Regions from separate parts of the Homo sapiens genome. Here region 1 is linked to region 2. A link is a loop called in an ENCODE intact Hi-C map of the cell type or tissue named here. Cell type or tissue: heart right ventricle. All regions are shown on one strand. Each heading gives the region's core, and the rest is flanking DNA. Links, peaks and the distances in the headings are about the cores only. Region 1 holds the start of LOC124903293 (a long non-coding RNA gene). Region 2 has its middle 46 kb from the start of LINC02286.

Evidence for each region. A loop is a pair of places that touch in the nucleus more often than their neighbours do. Peaks named below come from ENCODE experiments on the same cell type or tissue, not always from the same donor. Only the 100,000 strongest peaks of a DNase experiment are listed, where the experiment ranks them.
Region 1: it touches region 2 in a loop (2.9-fold over the local background); 6 of 110 quality-filtered maps call a loop at or near these places.

Annotation. Positions count from the first base shown.
Region 1 is chr14:24,814,294-24,822,632 of GRCh38, forward strand. STXBP6 (syntaxin binding protein 6) reads right to left here. Exons shown (of 6, transcript NM_001394410.1): 5 at 4,744-4,901. It overlaps LOC124903293 (a long non-coding RNA gene), which reads left to right and starts at 4,065. Exons shown (of 2, transcript XR_007064089.1): 1 at 4,065-4,600; 2 at 4,697-8,339. In heart right ventricle, for the core only: a CTCF peak has its summit at 3,694 (motif pointing right); DNase peaks (open chromatin) are centred at 2,112, 2,951 and 3,625; H3K27ac peaks cover 4,440 bases.
Region 2 is chr14:25,106,589-25,114,927 of GRCh38, forward strand. No RefSeq gene overlaps it. Among named protein-coding and RNA genes, the nearest start is that of LINC02286, 46 kb to the right of the region's middle. In heart right ventricle, for the core only: no CTCF peak of the experiment used is centred there; a DNase peak (open chromatin) is centred at 4,593; H3K4me3 peaks cover 2,040 bases; H3K27ac peaks cover 2,555 bases.

The DNA of each region.
Region 1 (8,339 bases), core at 191-8,190, 290 kb before region 2:
CTGAACCTCATCACTCTACGGCCTCTACTTCTTGCTCTGCTTCTAGTTTTTATACATTATTCAGCAACATGGACCATCACATCAACACAGAGTGGTTAAGTGTTGTGCATAATAAATACTGACCATAAATATTTGATCAGTGCTGCTGTCCTGGTATTCAATGAGCTGTTAACTTTCAACTAATGGGCTTGTGCCAATTTACCCACAGCTATTAATTTTCAGCAGTGATTATGCTGCTGTTCAAACCAGACCCTGGTAACCAGGACAGTGCATCTGGAATGGAGCTAAGGGGAGCCCCCGGGCCACGACCAGCTAAGATTTGCAGAAATACAGTTAAGACTGGACATTTTGCTATTTGAGTATTGGCATGGTCCAAATGTTTGTGTTTCCCCAGAATTCTTATGTTGAAACCTAACCCCCAAGGTGATACTATTAGAAGGTGGAATCTTTGAGAGGTAGTTAGGTCATGAGGGCAGAGCACTCATGAATGAGATTAGTGTCCTTATAAAGTGGCTGAAGCGAGACCCCTCACCGCTTCCACCATGTGAGGACATGATGAGGAGGTGCCATCTATGAATCAAACAATTGGCCTTCACCAGACACAGGATTTGCCAGTACCTTGATCTTTGACTTCCCAGCCCCCAGAATTGTGAGAAATAAATTTCTGTTGTATATAAGTCACCCAGTTTATGGTATTTTGTTATAGCAGCTTGAATGGACTAAGAAAGTAGTATCATTTTAGTTTTTGTTTAAAAATTCCCTAGGAATTAGGAGCGTTAGAATATGGAAGGCAGGGAGGTAGAGCAGAAAGAGCACTGCATGAAATGAGGTCAGGATACCTGCTGCTGCAAATCTGCTGTATGACCTTGAGCTCTAAAGTCACAGCTGCTCCACACCTCAGCCTCCTCTTATGTCTATAAAAAAGTCTCCAACGCTAAATGCCAATGGATAAATTTAGGTGTCAGAGTTGTTAAAATTTCAAATTTCCTTTTGATATATTTTGTGTTCTTAATATCTCATGGAAAGAGTTCTCTTTCAATGCTATGCATGTAACCTACTCAACCTAAAAAATGATTATAATAAAATCATGACTGATACCAGGCAGATATAGTATCAATATATTACTGTTGATAAATAATAAAATCATGTATTTTATTTTTTATAATACTATTATAACATAATAGTATTATTTTATAATAATATAATATTATATATTATAAGACCTGTGCTCCGAAGACCCAGACCTGAGCTCCTTAGGTAGTAAGGATAGAGGCAGCCATTCCCTCGCAGTGAGAGAAAGGCCACACGCCCTTTCTTCCCCCACACACGTAGGCTAGTGCAAAACAGGGCAAGTCAATGTTTTTTTCTGCAAGAAATGTCATCTGAGGATGTCTGAGTGTGGGTAATGCTCTTGTCTACTGACTCACTGACTATGGCGGGGCCGTCAAAGCATTGCGTCTGCTGCAACATTGTGCTTTTTGGCAAGGGAAAGTGAGCAGATCTGTTTCTGCGATTGTGGTGCACTTTCCTGAGGTTAACTTTGCATGAAGCCCGGAGCTCAAGAAAGGACCACATTTCCTCAAACCAGGCTCACCAGAGTGGAGGTGGGGGAGTCAGTCTAGGAAGGCAGGGCGGAAGGATCATTTTCTATCTGCACTGTAGACAACAAGCACCTGCGTATTTTGAAGTCAGGGTTGTGCAAAAGTGATCCATTGACTCTTGCACCTGGGTCACTGCAGGAGTCCTGGAACAAGTTAGAAGGCCAAGTTATTTTCTACTGGACTCTACAAAGGTGTGCCAAACTCTCCAGCTGGGGTTCGGCACCCTTATTCAACTGGGAGCTCTAGGAGCTGCCACCTGGCATTGCCATTTTCAGCTCAGGACTCTGCCATGTGTTCTGGCCCCCACTTGTAAGCACAGCTTACTCCTTCTGAGTCAACAGAGCCATGCTTGTCTAGGGGGTAGAATGCTTGGGTTCCATCTCTGAACTCTCCCCTCACCAGCAGGCCTGGCTGTGGCTTGTCCAGTAAAATGACAGCTTCATGGTCAGCCTATGCTAGCAGGTCCAAATCAAGAGTCCTGGTCCCTGGGAAAATAGCCACACCTTATCTAAAGAGGTCAATCTGCTTGTTAGGAATACTGCCAGTGCCAGTGATTCATAGGCACACATCCCAGTTTCACACAACTGCAAGTCTGGCCATGACACTCTCTCACTCTCATACACATTAACAGACACTAGTAACCCCTCCTCTTCCCCCCGAGATGACCTGAGGGAGGGGAAACCAAAATAAACACAAGCTGTCCACGCCTCACCCCTCCCGAGTGAAAGCAGGTAACTGCTAGGCATAAATTTTCCCACTGGTCAAGCCAGAGACCCCTTTGCCTTTGGTGGCCGCATTAGTTTCTATCCTGATGGGTCCTGTTTCAAGGGCTGATCTGTGTTTAGATAGTATCAACATTTAGCATGAGGGCCCTCCCACACCCCTTTCCCTTTGGGTTTGGGAGGCACAAAATCTTCTCCTCCATTCCTTCCCTGTCCCTGTGTTGAGGATCCTCAATCACCAGTATCAATTCTCCAATCCCTCTACAGTGCTCATTATGTGACTGAATAGGGCAGGGTCAGTAGAAAAAAAATTTATGAAAATGATTACAAATAATAGTAATTTAGATTTATATGTGCTACATACTGTGCTAATAGCTTTGAACTCATTCAATTCTCTGAACACTCTAGTACGTAGGTACTATTCTCATAAAGAATAGTGCTCTATTCTACTGATGAGAAAACTGAGGCTTAGAGAAATTAAGCATTTGCCCAAGGTCACCAAGATGGTAAATGACAGCGCTATATTCAAACACAAGATGTTAACTACTATTCCATATTGCTTTCCCAATTGCCTCGCAAACTTGGCCACAGTATCAGGGAAACAGGGCTACCAGGGCCAAGAATTCAGGCCATCTGGTTAGGTTATCCAATCCAGTGTTTGTACAGCCCCCTCTGGGAGGGACGCCTACGTGGACGACATCCAGGTATTGTCTATGCCACCTTAGGAAGAGCAATTTTACAATCTTCCTTGGTAACCTGGTTCATGGTTTAATCATTAACCTAAACTCTTGTTTTAGCAGAATTTTATCAGTGCACTATTGATTGCTCTATTCTGTGTGGGAAGACATGAAAGAAAAATGCCTGTACCATCACCCTTCCCAGAACTGAAGACTGTTATAAAGTTATTCCCTTTAGCCTCCTCTACCCAACTCAACAACTTAAATGTTTCCCCAGATTTCCACTATCCGTCTCCCACTGAAATCACGGAAGCTGCTGTTGTTGTTAAAGAAGCTGAGGCTGTAATGCCAGCATTTCCATGTCATCATTATCTCTGTGTCACAGAGGCTGGAGAAAGGAGGAAGGAACTAGGGAGACCTTCAATCCAAGTTCACTCTCTGCCTCTGCACCAACAGCAGCAATCTGAGGCTCTGGCCTCCAGCAGGGCTGTCTGCATTTTCAGATAGATCTAGCCAATTCTCCTTGAAGGAACTCGAAATGGGCCCCACGGGCAACAGTGCAGTAAGACCCTGTCACGACAGAGAATGAATGAGATGACAAGACAGCGCTGTGCAAAGGGGATGCAGGAAGAGAAGGCAGGAGTCATCCACTTAGAGCTGGATCCCCAGCTGGACCTGAGCGTGAGCCTCCAGAAGAGGTCACCGCAACTCAGCTGGGAATATTCTTCTCATTGCTTTTTAGGTTATCCATCCTTGTTTCCTCAGCAGAAGTGGTGTTTCTGTTAAAGCCAGTTATTTTCTTCCCCGAAAGGTCACCTGAAAAGTGTATTTGAAGGGCCAGATCATAAGCCTGACATGCCAACACAAGTCATCAGCAGATGTTGTTTCTGGAAGGCTAAATTCAAACCACTAACCAGAAAAAAAACTGCCCTTTGATCTGAAGCACAACAACAGTAATAAATCCTCTTTATCACCTGACCAACAGGGCCTCTCTTTCCTTTGGTTTGTGACTGCCTTAGATAGCTGGCTGCCAATAAAAACTGCCCCTTTCCCTTCTAAAAGGCACAGTTCTCAGCGAGTATGAGAATGTGCAGAGTGCGCACTCAGTCACGCAGGAAATGCCCTTCTCTGGATTCAGGGGCAGCAGGGAGTATTGCTGACAGCTCAGCGCTGGTCCGGTCAAGCTCAGAGCCCCAGAATTGAGGCCCTGAAATAACAATCGACCCCTCTCCGAGGGAAAACTAGCCCCGAGGTGCGTAGTTCCCTGGGACTGGGGCTTGCTTTGTGTCTGGTGAAGAGATAAGGACACACTGCTACACTCAGGATGAGAAAGGGACAGGATGGAAAAGCAAGCACGAGCAGCCTCACGTCCTCCATGTGTTGGCTAAGTGGGGCAGGGATATTCGAAGACCTGATCTCTTCTCCCCGACCCCCTGTTCTGTGCCTCGATACTTGAGCCCTAAACTTCTGAGCAGGAACTAAAGATGGTCCATAGTTCCTAAAGATCCAAGGTCAGAAGGTCAGAGATACGGCTGAGGACATTAGAAAAGAGCCAAAGAAACCAGGTACAAGAAGAAATTTTCCACGACTCAGGTGTTTAGTAAGTAGCAGATGGGAATTACATAAAGGGGAAATAGCTTAATTTTATATCTCTCATCACAGGAAAATACTGAAATAAAGTTTCTTGGCACTGTAGCTCCCCAACACCCCAGAGCTGAGAAGCCTGCTCCTCTCTTGGCCCACCTTGTGCGCAGTTTCTGCAAACTGCTGGGCGCTGTTCTTCAGGTCTTCTGTCTTCTCCTCTGCTCGGCCTAATCGCTCTCCACGCTCATTCAAGGCCTGGCTTGCCTTCTGCACTGCGCTGGTCACGCTGTCAGCAGCTGAATGGAGGATGCTGTTTCCTGAAAGGAGGAGAGCAGGAGCATCAGAAACTGGCTCAGCTGACCCACAGTGACCAGACTCCGGCAGGGTGAGTATCCTGTAAGAGGAAGGCAGGTCACACTGCAGAAAGGCCGCTCGTCTAGTGTCTAGGAAACAAGCCGACATTTCTTTTGATTGGGTTTGACTGACGCACTTGCAGCAAGAACACCCACTGACTGCAGGACCTAGGAAAATCCTAAATGCTTCTCTATAAACTCATCACTGACATGCCAGTCATTTCCATTCTGCCAGTATTCTATCTGTGGAGGCTCAAAAGGATGGGGCCTGTCTGGATTTACAACTTGGCTTGCAAAGATAAATGAAAACGTTGACAAGTTCACAGAATTAGGCAAGTTCAATGAGACATATCTGGATCTTATGTTATTTCCTTTTGACCTGTGGTTTCGGTGAATAACCATAGGAAAACTGGGACCACAGAACTTTTCTAGATAGAATGCTCTATATTCCTTCCAATGCTTCTTCTTCATTTTACCCCTTCATCCAGCAAGTAAAGAACACCCCAAAATGTACAGCTTCATGTAAGAGCTATGATCCAGTCTCAAAGCTCAGAGTAGATGTGTCTGCTCCCAACCTTGGATTCTGTACCATGGCTCGGATGGTTGGGACTCCTTACCTCTGATCTCTAGTATGTGAAATACGGAGCCTCAGGACCATACTTAACCAGCAGGTACAAAACAGTGATAGAAACCAGCCCTAGAAGAAACTTGGTACTCCCAAACTCAGGAGTGGTGATACCAAGAAGGTTGAAAGCCATTGCATCTCAGAGGGTCATGCATTCCTGACATCCCATTTGCCGGGACTGGGCAGCAAAATTCAATAGTGAAGAACTTGCCAATGCATAAATCACTGAGAAATAGCAACTTGCAAAATGACAACCAAAGGAAATTTATAGCTGTATTTTGTTAACACTGAGTGTGAGATATTTAATGGCATTTTATATAATGACTTTATGTCTTTGAATAAGTTTATTACATCATTTAACTTTGTACCTGGGATGGATACATCTAGCCACAGATAGCTTTTAATAGAAACGCAATTTCCACTGGTCTCAGCTGCAAAGGGTTCTTAATTTCTCCTCTGTGGGCACAGTCTGTGGTTTGTGGAAAAGGATCTCAGGCAAAGAAAGTGCCTGGACTGGAGGAAGCACTTAGTAAATGTTTTTCCATTTTTCTTCTTTAATGGTGGATTTCAAGGGATTCAATTATGCACTGAGGGGAGGAGAATGGGGTTAACTCAGTGTTACTCAGTTGCATCAAGCACTACATGAACCAAGATAAATCAGCACAGATAAATAGGGAGCAGAGGAAATGCAGTTCTAGGCAAATCTGGTTGAATGCAAGGTTGGAATGAAAGGTCTGGGTCTTCAGAACAGATTTAGGAGGAGAAATCTTGGTCCCCTTTGCTTTCATATCATACTCATAACTATGATAATAACCCATCCATGCTGCTCAACACTTGAATAGCACTTTGCAATCATAAAGCACCTTCACGAATATTATCTCACTTGATTGTCACAATTCTGCTGATAGGATTGAGACTAGCAGAGGTTAAGAGGCTTGCACAATACCGTATCACTAGGGAAGTGACATGGATAGCACTTGAGCCTGGTTTCCCAGTGACTTTTCCTTATTCTCTACCTTGTTCTTTGCAGATATGGTGTTGGTTCAGAGAAGCAATCACTAAGACAGAATTGTGCGCAGACTAGCATACAGATAGGTTTTGACAGGTTATTTCCCAAGGTAACGCCTGACCGTTTCTGTCCTCAAGGTACTCCTCTTGGTAAATTAAGAGTTATTACCCATGCCACATGGAAAGTCAAGTTTTCTCAAAAAAGGAAGAGGCCAATGGGGTGGAACAGGAAGATGGGGAAGGGCGCAGAGGAGTTGGGAGAGGGCACAAGAAAATCTCCTTTTCCTGCCTCCTTCCATATATTCACAGCTGAGCCACCAGAGGACTGGGAAAAGATAGGGCAGGGAAGCTGCAACTTCACCACTAGGAATAGCTTCCTTAAATCAAAAGGATTTTAGAATTAGCTGCTATAAAATTAAGAGGGTGTATAACCAAGACTTGCCTTTTCCCACTGGAATTAACCTGCATGATCTTCACTCGTGTTTCTGGAATGAACCTACTACACATAAGCCTTGCTGCTTTGTTGCTTGAAATTAAGCTTGCACGTGATGTCAGGTAACATCACACTCAGTTTTATATGATACTGTTTAACAGGAGACATTATAACTCATAGAGAACCAGATGCTGTCTTCACTGTTGAAAGATGACATTGCTGACTACTGCCAATAGGAAATCCACCTTCAGTTATTTTCAGGCATCAGGATGAATTCGAACAAATTTCATTTCCTTGGTTGAAATAACCTCTTCCAGTTTCAATTCTACCCACATTTTAGGCACAGTGAAGTCCCATCACCTTTATTAAGCTTCAGGTCAATTCCAATCTCTCCCTCCACTCAACTCCCTAAATAATATCTATATCCTTCTTGGGTACTTAATTAAGTACAATCACGGGCAACTCTTCTCCTACTTGACTTTTTCACCTGTAGATGCAATGACTTCCCAGCTGGATTACAAATTCTCAGAGTGCATCATTTCGCTCTGTTGACCATTCCCTAAATCTTTAATATTTTTCCTCTATTGACTTAGATCTTCTGCTGACTTATTTTCTTCTATCTGGGATCCTCTTGCTCAAACTGTAATCCCAGGGTTCTTTCCCTCACTCTCTTCTCCTTTGCACTCTACAGACTCTCTCTGGAGCAATCTCATCCAGCTCCTGACTTCCATAACCAAATCCTTATCTTTCACTAGGTCATGCTGCTGAGCTCCAGGCCCATAGGTTTTCTTATGGAAAAAGTCCAACAGAATGACCCAAAGTCATCTTAAGTTCAGTAAGTCAAAACCTCAACTCATTATCTTTTCCCTCCACACCTGTTTTTCCTTTGGGTCCCCTACTTAGCAAACAACCCCAATATCTGCCCAGGTCCTGAATCCAGCCGGAAATCTGGGAGTCTAGTCTAGACACCTTCCTCACTTTTATCCCATACAACTAAAGGTCACCTCCTATACAGCTCTCTACACTCTTGCCTTTTTACCATCCTCTTGCCTCACATATACACACAATCTTTACCACATCTATGATAATTACTAGAAATAAAATTGCTGGTTCAAAGCATACAAACATTTTTAGGCTCTTGGTGTATGTTGAAAATTGCTTCCCTGAAAGATTTATTCAACATTCAAAACTATTCATGAAGTACATACTACGTGCCAGGCACTATTATGTTGACACAACTGGCAGAATGACTTTAAGGGAGTGATTTAATTTGTCTGATCTGTAAAATGTGGGTTGTGCCATTTACCTCACGTGCCTACTGTGGAGATGAAGATGT
Region 2 (8,339 bases), core at 210-8,209:
AAATCATGAGTGAACTCTCATTCACAATTGCTACAAAGAGAGTAAAATACCTAGGAATACAACTTACAAGGGATGTGAAGGACTTCTTCAAGGAGAGCTACAAACCACTGCTCAGTGAAATAACAGAGGACACAAACAAATGGAAAAACATTCCATGCTCATGGATAGGAAGAATCAATATCATGAAAATGGCCATACTGCCCAAAGTAATTTATAGATTCAATGCTAACCCCATCAAGCTACCATTGACTTTTTTCACAGAATAAGAAAAAACTACTTTAATTTTCATATGGAACCAAAAAACAGCCTGCATAGCAAAGAACAATCCTAAGCAAAAAGAATAAAGCTGGAGGCATCATGCTACCTGACTTCAAACTATGCTACGAGGCTATGGTAACCAAAAGAGCATGGTACTGGTACCAAAACAGATATATAGACCAATGGAACAGAATGAAGGCCTCAGAAATAAAACCACACATCTACAACCATCTGATCTTTGACAAACCTGAGAAAAACAAGCAATGGGGAAAGAATCCCCTATTTAATAAATGGTGTTGGGAAAACTGGCTAGCCATATGCAGAAAACTGAAACTGGACCCCTTCCTTAAACCTTATACAAAAATTAACTCAAGATGGATTAAAGACATAAATGTAACATTTAAAACTGTAAAAACTCTAGAAGAAAACCTAGGCAATACCATTCAGGATATAGGCATGGGCAAAGACTTCATGACTAAAACACCAAAAGCAATGACAACAAAAGCCAAAATTGACTAATGGGATCTAATTAAACTAAACAGCTTCTGCACACAAAAGAAACTATCATCAATGTGAACAGGCAACCTACAGTTTGGGAGAAAATTTTTGCAATCCATCCGACAAAAGGCTGATATCCAGAATCTACAAAGTACTTAAATAAATTTACAAGAAAAAAACAACCCCATCAAAAAGTGGGCGAAGGATCTGAACAGACACTTCCCCAAAAAAGACATTTATGTGGCCAACAAACATATGAAAAAAAGCTCATCATCACTGGTCATTAGAGAAATGCAAATCAAAACCACAGTGAGATACCGTCTCATGCCAGTTAGAATGGTGATCATTAAAAAGTCAGGAAACAACAGATGCTGAAGAGGATGTGGAGAAATAGGAACATTTTTACACTGTTAGTGGGAGTGTAAGTTAGTTCTACCACTGTGGAAGACAATGTGTTGGCGATTCTGCAAAGGTCTAGAACCAGAAATACCATTTGACCCAGCAATCCCATTACTGGGTATGTATCTAAAGGATTATAAATCATTCTCCTATAAAGACACATGCACATGTATATTTATTGAAGCACTATTCACAATAGCAAAGGCTTGGAACCCAAATGCCCATCAATGATAGACTGGATAAAGAAAATGTGGCACATATACACCATGGATACTATGCAGCCATACAAAAGAATGACTTCATGTCCTTTGCAGGGTCATGGATGAAGCTGAAAGCCATCATTCTCAGCAAACTAACACAGGAACAGAAAATCAAACACTGCATGTTTTCAGTCATAAGTGGGAGGTGAACAATGAGAACTCATGGACACAGGGAGGGGAACATCACACACTGGGGCCTGTCAGGGGTGGGGGGCTAGGGGAGGGGTAGCATTAGGAGAAATACCTTATGTAGATGATGGGTCGATGGGTGCAACAAACCACCATGGCATGTGTATACCTATGTAACAAACCTGCATGTTCTGCACATGTATCCCAGAAATTAAAGTATTTAAAAAAAAAAAAGAATGTTCCCCCAGGTGGATTCTGATACAGCTGTTTGGCAGGCTGGCCTCTGTGAAATAATGATGCAAATGTTTAGATCACATGGCCTCGATGGCCTATTGCAACTCAGTGAGTTCATTGTTGGCTCACCGTTGGGTTGGGTTCACAAATTAAATCCAGGTCAGTACACTGCTTTTCCTAGGAGTTTCTACAACTTCTTCAAGACAAACAGTGTTCAGTGTTCCCTCCACATCTCCTCTGGATGAACCCATCTTAGTGATGTCTATGTGATGTTACAAGTCCTGCAGGATAACTTGGAAGCTCATCTGCTACTGCAGCTAGCTTAGCATTTTCAACTTATTCTCATTCTAAGGTGCTTATGAGGCAGGACTCTTGCCGCATCTAAAGCATGACTGTCAAGCAAGTGGCATCTGTTGCCTATTATCAGAAGCAGAAGTAGGAGCACTTCTGCCCACTGCATCTTGGTATTGGAGTCTCCAAGGAAAACCCAAAGCAGTGAAGTACTGGATGGAGCAATGCTTCACTCATAAAGAAAAGAGATGGAGTGAGGTCAGCTTCAGTGGTAGGTATTGGTCCTCCATGGCCAGGGGGTCCCTCCTGGCAGCTGGCACAGGGTCATTGGCCTGCACACACCCCTCTTGTGCTATATTGGAAGAATGCCACTCCCTTTCCACAGGGAACAGATATAATCATGGGGTTGGCCAGGTGCCAAATAACACACATGCTTATGCAGAACAAAGGAGCATACATTGAGTCTGAAACAGGGAAAGATATTCCCACCCAAGGCGACAAGTCCAGCACAGGCCGTGAGGACTCTTTATCTCTTGGTAAGGAAGTATTTCAGGCCCAAGGCCCCATTCCTATCAGCTGAGAGGATGGCATGCTACTGACTTTCCTAACAGTGACCTTGCTTGTAGGATCCTGTGACTGTCACTGCCACAACCTAGTTTCAGATTTCCTCTTAGAAATGAAGATCTGCCCACATTCAAAGCTGTCATTATCAAAGCCATTTCTCTGAACTCTTCTGAAGAATAATCTTGGAACATCTGATATGTAATGTCTTTTAAATTACTATGGAAAAAAGACAGTCCTGTTTAGATTGAATTTTCCAGATTCATTAGCTACTGGGCTAGGTCTTACTGATACCCACTTTTGTTGACATACTAGAACTTTGTAAAAAATTGGTCTTCTAAACTGAAAACCTTGGAAACTTTTAAACATTGTCCTGAGTAGTTATTTTAGAATTTTGTATATTTGTATGTCTTTTTACGTTGCCTTTATATTAATATATGCCAGAGGTGCTGGGTATTTTATTCCTTGTCAGCATCTGTATTTGTGTACTGTGGAGAGTTCCCATGGTAATAATAAAAAGATAATTTTATTAAATACCAATTTATCCCTTGACAGTTTCAATGCTACTCAGAACAAGATAGGTTTTGTAAGTTCTGGTTTCACAGACTTGTAAGTTTCAACATTTTCTGTATTGTAGAAATCAGTATCCCTGAACGCATAATGATAATTAAAATGCCTTAGAAATCCAGTATAACCAAGAATATCCTGGCATGAAGTATTAGGTCATCAATTTGTGAGGAACATTGAGAGGAATTGAGATGGAATTAGGTATAATCACTCAAACAACAGTAGGACAGGAGGACTTGGAGAGAGAGTTTGTCATTGTATCTGTGACTGGGGATATTTTGGTTTGCTTGCCATGTCAGTGCCTTATTCATCAGGGTAAATATTTTGCCCCATCTAATTATTCTTGGGCTGCTATATCCTTGCTCCCCAGATGTAAATCCCAGGCCGTATCTGGAAAAGACTGAAGTAACAACAAAGTCTGCTTTAGTTGCAGGCATGCTGAATGTTGGCCACAATAGACAGCCTCGTTGAATGAACATTTAGGACATAGTGAGACAATGGGACACATGAAAAGATTTATCTGGCCAACCACTTATTCCCTTGCCAGTGAATCTCCAGTAAAAAATGTGTCTTGTGTGACTCTAAAGTAACATGCAGTCTTTTCATGAGTTTATAGACACTTTTAAATAGAACAATGAGAGAAGAGGGTATTTTACCTTGTTTCAAGATGGGAAGATCTGGGGTTAAGGGTGGTCAGAACATACTTTTGAAGTAGGTTTACCAAAGAGGACTTCCATTCAATTCAGAAAGGAACTGAGTATGTGCAGGAAGAGAAGCAGAGTTTGAGAGAGGCTTCGGAATTGAGAGAACTGGAGGTATGCCTTCCATGGGAACTTCAGAAAGATAGCTCACATTTTTATTAGGGAGTATTCAGACCTAAGTTCCAAAAACAATTAATATGTTCTCCCTGCTTTTTAATTTGTCAAAGAGACTCTAAAATTTAATTCCTTAATTATTAGGTCTCAAAAACGTTTATTCCTATAGACCATAATAGTTGCCAATTAAAGTGGAATTAATTTTCAAATATTAAAATGCATTTGAAACTATTCATATTAATTCTGAAGCAACAAAAGTAAAACAGGACAAGTCATTGAAGAAAAAAATGTACGATACCTCTTACTGCATGCTAAATAAAGCAAATTTAAAATTTGACATTAACTAGACTTTTATTCTAGATAGAGGGACCACATCTGTTCTCTCCTAACACCCCATGAAAATCCATCTCAAAATGTACAAGTATATATTTTTTAATTGCAGCAGCTCTGATAAGCAGGATAAGCTCTGATAAGCAGGAAAGACTACGTGCTGGACTTGAGAATTTCCAAATCCTGCCACATCAGTGGTGTTGGATTGAGAAGCACAGTCATGGATTCCATTTGTTCCACCCTGTGGTGTGGAAAAGTACACATCATCTGGCAGAGGATATGAAAAAGCTCTCTGTTACCAACACAGCCTGTTGCTAGCTCTCAGATTCCAACCAGAAAGTCAGGCAGCCACATTCCTTTCTGCATGAGGATAACATTTTATAGTCAGCCAGATCAGAGTTCTTCTCCTCTTTTTTGCCTTCTCTTTTCATTCTTGATTAGAGACTACATTAGAGACTACTCCTAATTAGAAACTTGTATGTTTTAGTAGAAACCATGCCAGATGTGTGATGCAGTTCAGTGGAATGTTAGAGAGCAACTGATGGTGGCACTTTGAATTGGGATTGTAAGCGTGACAGATGGGGGCTGAGGCAAGAAGAGCCTAGAAGCATGAGTCAGTGAGTATGCATGAATGTGGGAGGGTTTGTTGGGGGCATCACATCTTGTCTTTGTCAAAGAGGTAATTGAAGACTATGCCTAAGTTTTTAACAAGGTCAAGAGATTCTGGCAGTGAGGGAAGGAGGTTTATTTATTTATCTAGAAAATATTAATTGAGCATCTACTGTGTGGCAGATGCTGTTTTGGTGATAAAGAAATATGAGTAGAGAAGAGAGACCAGGGCCTGGTTCTAGTGGGGAAGGGGAGGGACAAAAATAAGTAAACCATTGAAAAATAGAATCTTTGATCATCATCAGTACGATGAAGAAAATAAGATGGGGTTGTGCGGCAGAGTGATGAGGGCTCTTCAGACCACTCCATTGTAGCTACAACATAGACTGAGCCCAAGTCTGAAGAACTTGTTCAGAAGAAACCAGAAGAAACAAAGTTTCTGTCATTCCTTTTCTTGTTTGATTCTCACCATACCCTATTATGCAGGTACTATTACTATCTTGTTCTACAGTTGGAAAAAAGCTAAGATAATAAATGGGCAAAGATGAATTCTTAAGAGAAATAATACAAATAATTAATAAATACCAGAAACATGTTAAAATTCATGAGTAATAAATGCACTAATAATTAAAGGAATGAAATTTAAAATTATAATTAGATATAATTTTAAATTGTTCAAATTTGCAAAGATAAAAAATAAGACCAAATTATTGCAAGTGATGGTGGTGTAAAATGTAGCCCCCTCATTTGCTTCTGAGGAGAAGGTTAATTGGTATAACTTTTCAGTAAACAGTCTTACCTGTAGGAATAAATACCAAGGAAATAACCAGAAAAGCAAATAAAGATTCATATGGCAGATATTAACTGCAGTACTATGTATAAAATCCCCAACTGGAAACTACCTACATGTTTGACAGCAGGGAAATACTTTCATAGGTACAACCATTACATAGTCATTAAAGATGATGTTCATGAAGATTTATTAACAGCATGGGGAAATGATTATTAAAATATATATTTTTAAGTAGGATAGAAGTTGTATATGTGGCACGGTGAAGTTTGGTAACAGAACCACCTGAGGTCTAAGTGGACACATGACTGTTCAATTAGAAATTACATTTCACAGTTTCTCTTAGCAAGGTGTGGCCACACAATCAAGTTCTGGCCAATGGCATGTGAGCAGAAATAACGTCCAAAATTCTAGATCATGTTCCCAAAAGGAAGCTGCTTACCTTCCACATCCTTTTTCCCTTTTCCCATAGGCTGATGGATAAATGTGGCAGTGGGGTAAGCTGGTTTAGACCATGACAAGAACAACACTGTAAGAAATGACAAAACAAGATAGAAGGAGCTTTGATCCCTGGGTGATCTTGTGGAGTACAGTGTGTACCTGCTGAACCTATCGATTGAACTTTAATGAGAGAAATAACCTTTTATCTAGTTTTCAGCTATTGTGATTTGGTCTCTGTTTAAACAGCTGAAATAATATCCTAATGAATACAGATAGCACCTCTGCAAATTATATACAACATTTTCCTTCTTTATTATTATGATTATTTAATACTTAAAGACACTAACGGTCTTAGTGATAAAGCTAAGGGGCAAGTTCTGATAGATTTGTTAATGAAAGCAGAATGCTTGACATTATGCCTCTGCCATTCGGGCAATCATATTTGCATATGTTTCAGAAAAGCACTTATATATAACTCTAATAATAACAGAGCCAGGTACAAATATAAAAAGGTGAAAGCTTTGATTAGTTTCTATAAGGTTTTAACTTGATCTCAGACCTGAGGAATATTAATGGCTATTTTTGTTTTCTGCTCTTGCCCATTGCTCCCATAATAAGCAATTGTATGCTCATTGATTTATTTGACTTTGTCAGAGATTTATCTCCATAGACTGATAAATTTTCCCAATTTGGGAGAAAGGGGAGCTTCCTGTACCATGAGTGACTAATAGGCAAGAAAGAGGGACAGAGAGGAGAGAGAAACATACCTTTCTCTTGGACAACTTTACTTCCTTCTCTTTATCAGCATTATTTACTAGAACCAAGATAAACAGTCAGCCCAGGTGAACTTCTGGGAGCCTAATGGACTGCATGGCAATGCCTCATTGTTCTAGCAAAGGAAAGCTATGGTAGAACCAGCACAGGAATTGGAGGGAATGGGGGCACAGATTGGAGGGAATGGGGGCACAGAAACATAAATGGAGACTGAATGATGGGGTGGGGGGAGACGAAAGGAATGATGAATAAGAGAAGGTCAAGTCTAAATCTAAGCTTGGGAATTTTGATCCAATGTCAGGTAGGCTTTGGAATCCAGAGGCTTTTAAGTTTTAGAGAAACAAGGATGGGACAATTAGGTGGAGTAGTGTCCTTCAAGAAAATCTTTCCTTTCTAAACATGAGGTGAAAGAAGAGCAAGGACAAAAACCCAGTCTTCAGAGAAATCAGCTGACTGAACCGAGACCAAATAGCAGCCTCCAGTCCATGATTCAAGGAGAGGGCAAGACTATATTGGCTGGCACTGATGCCTTGTTGGGTTGAAGGAGAGACCCAGGTATTCAAGGGCACTACACAGAAGGAGACAAGAAGATGAAAGGAACTCTTAAATTTATTGAGCATCTAATATTCTATTTAATTCTTGCAGCAATCCTGGGAGCACCCTTAACACAAATGTTTAATGTTTTGGTCAAGATCAGGAATTTAACAGACGGAGGATTTAGATTTGTCTGTCTCTAAAATCCATGTTCTTTTTTAAATGCCATTTTGAGAATTCTCAGAGATTGTTGCCCAATACTCTTCCATAAATTGAGGAATAAAGAAGACTAAGATATTCCCCAAACTTGATGACTTGCCCCATGAGAACTATCGATTTAAGTCCCACAAGCCTCTGTGTTAGTTCACAGAGGGAAGAGGAAGCCTATGGGTAGATAGGGAGATGCCCAGGGGAGAATGAAGGATGGTTCTGCTCCATTGTCCAGAATCTCAGTTTGCTTTGTTCCAGATTAACTCCAGGTGGCCTGATACTGTGTACTGATGACCACAGCAACCTTCCAAAGGATCCACAGGAGCCTAATAGCCTTCAAAGGAAGCATCACAATATAGCATGAGAATATGCCCAATGTTGAAACTGATCAGGAAAAAGCAAGTGAAATTAATCATTATATACTTAAAAAAAAATGAAACTAAGTAAATATCCATTCACAAAGGAGGAGTTAAACAAATCACAGGGCATTTTTCCCTTTACAAAGCCAATTAAAAAGGTGGTTGAATTAATTATACTTCCATGGATGGATATCCAGGATGTATTGAGTGCAAAAAGCAAGTTAATAAGAACAACAAAAATGATATACCTATGTGCTCATATACCTCTGTGTGACACAGA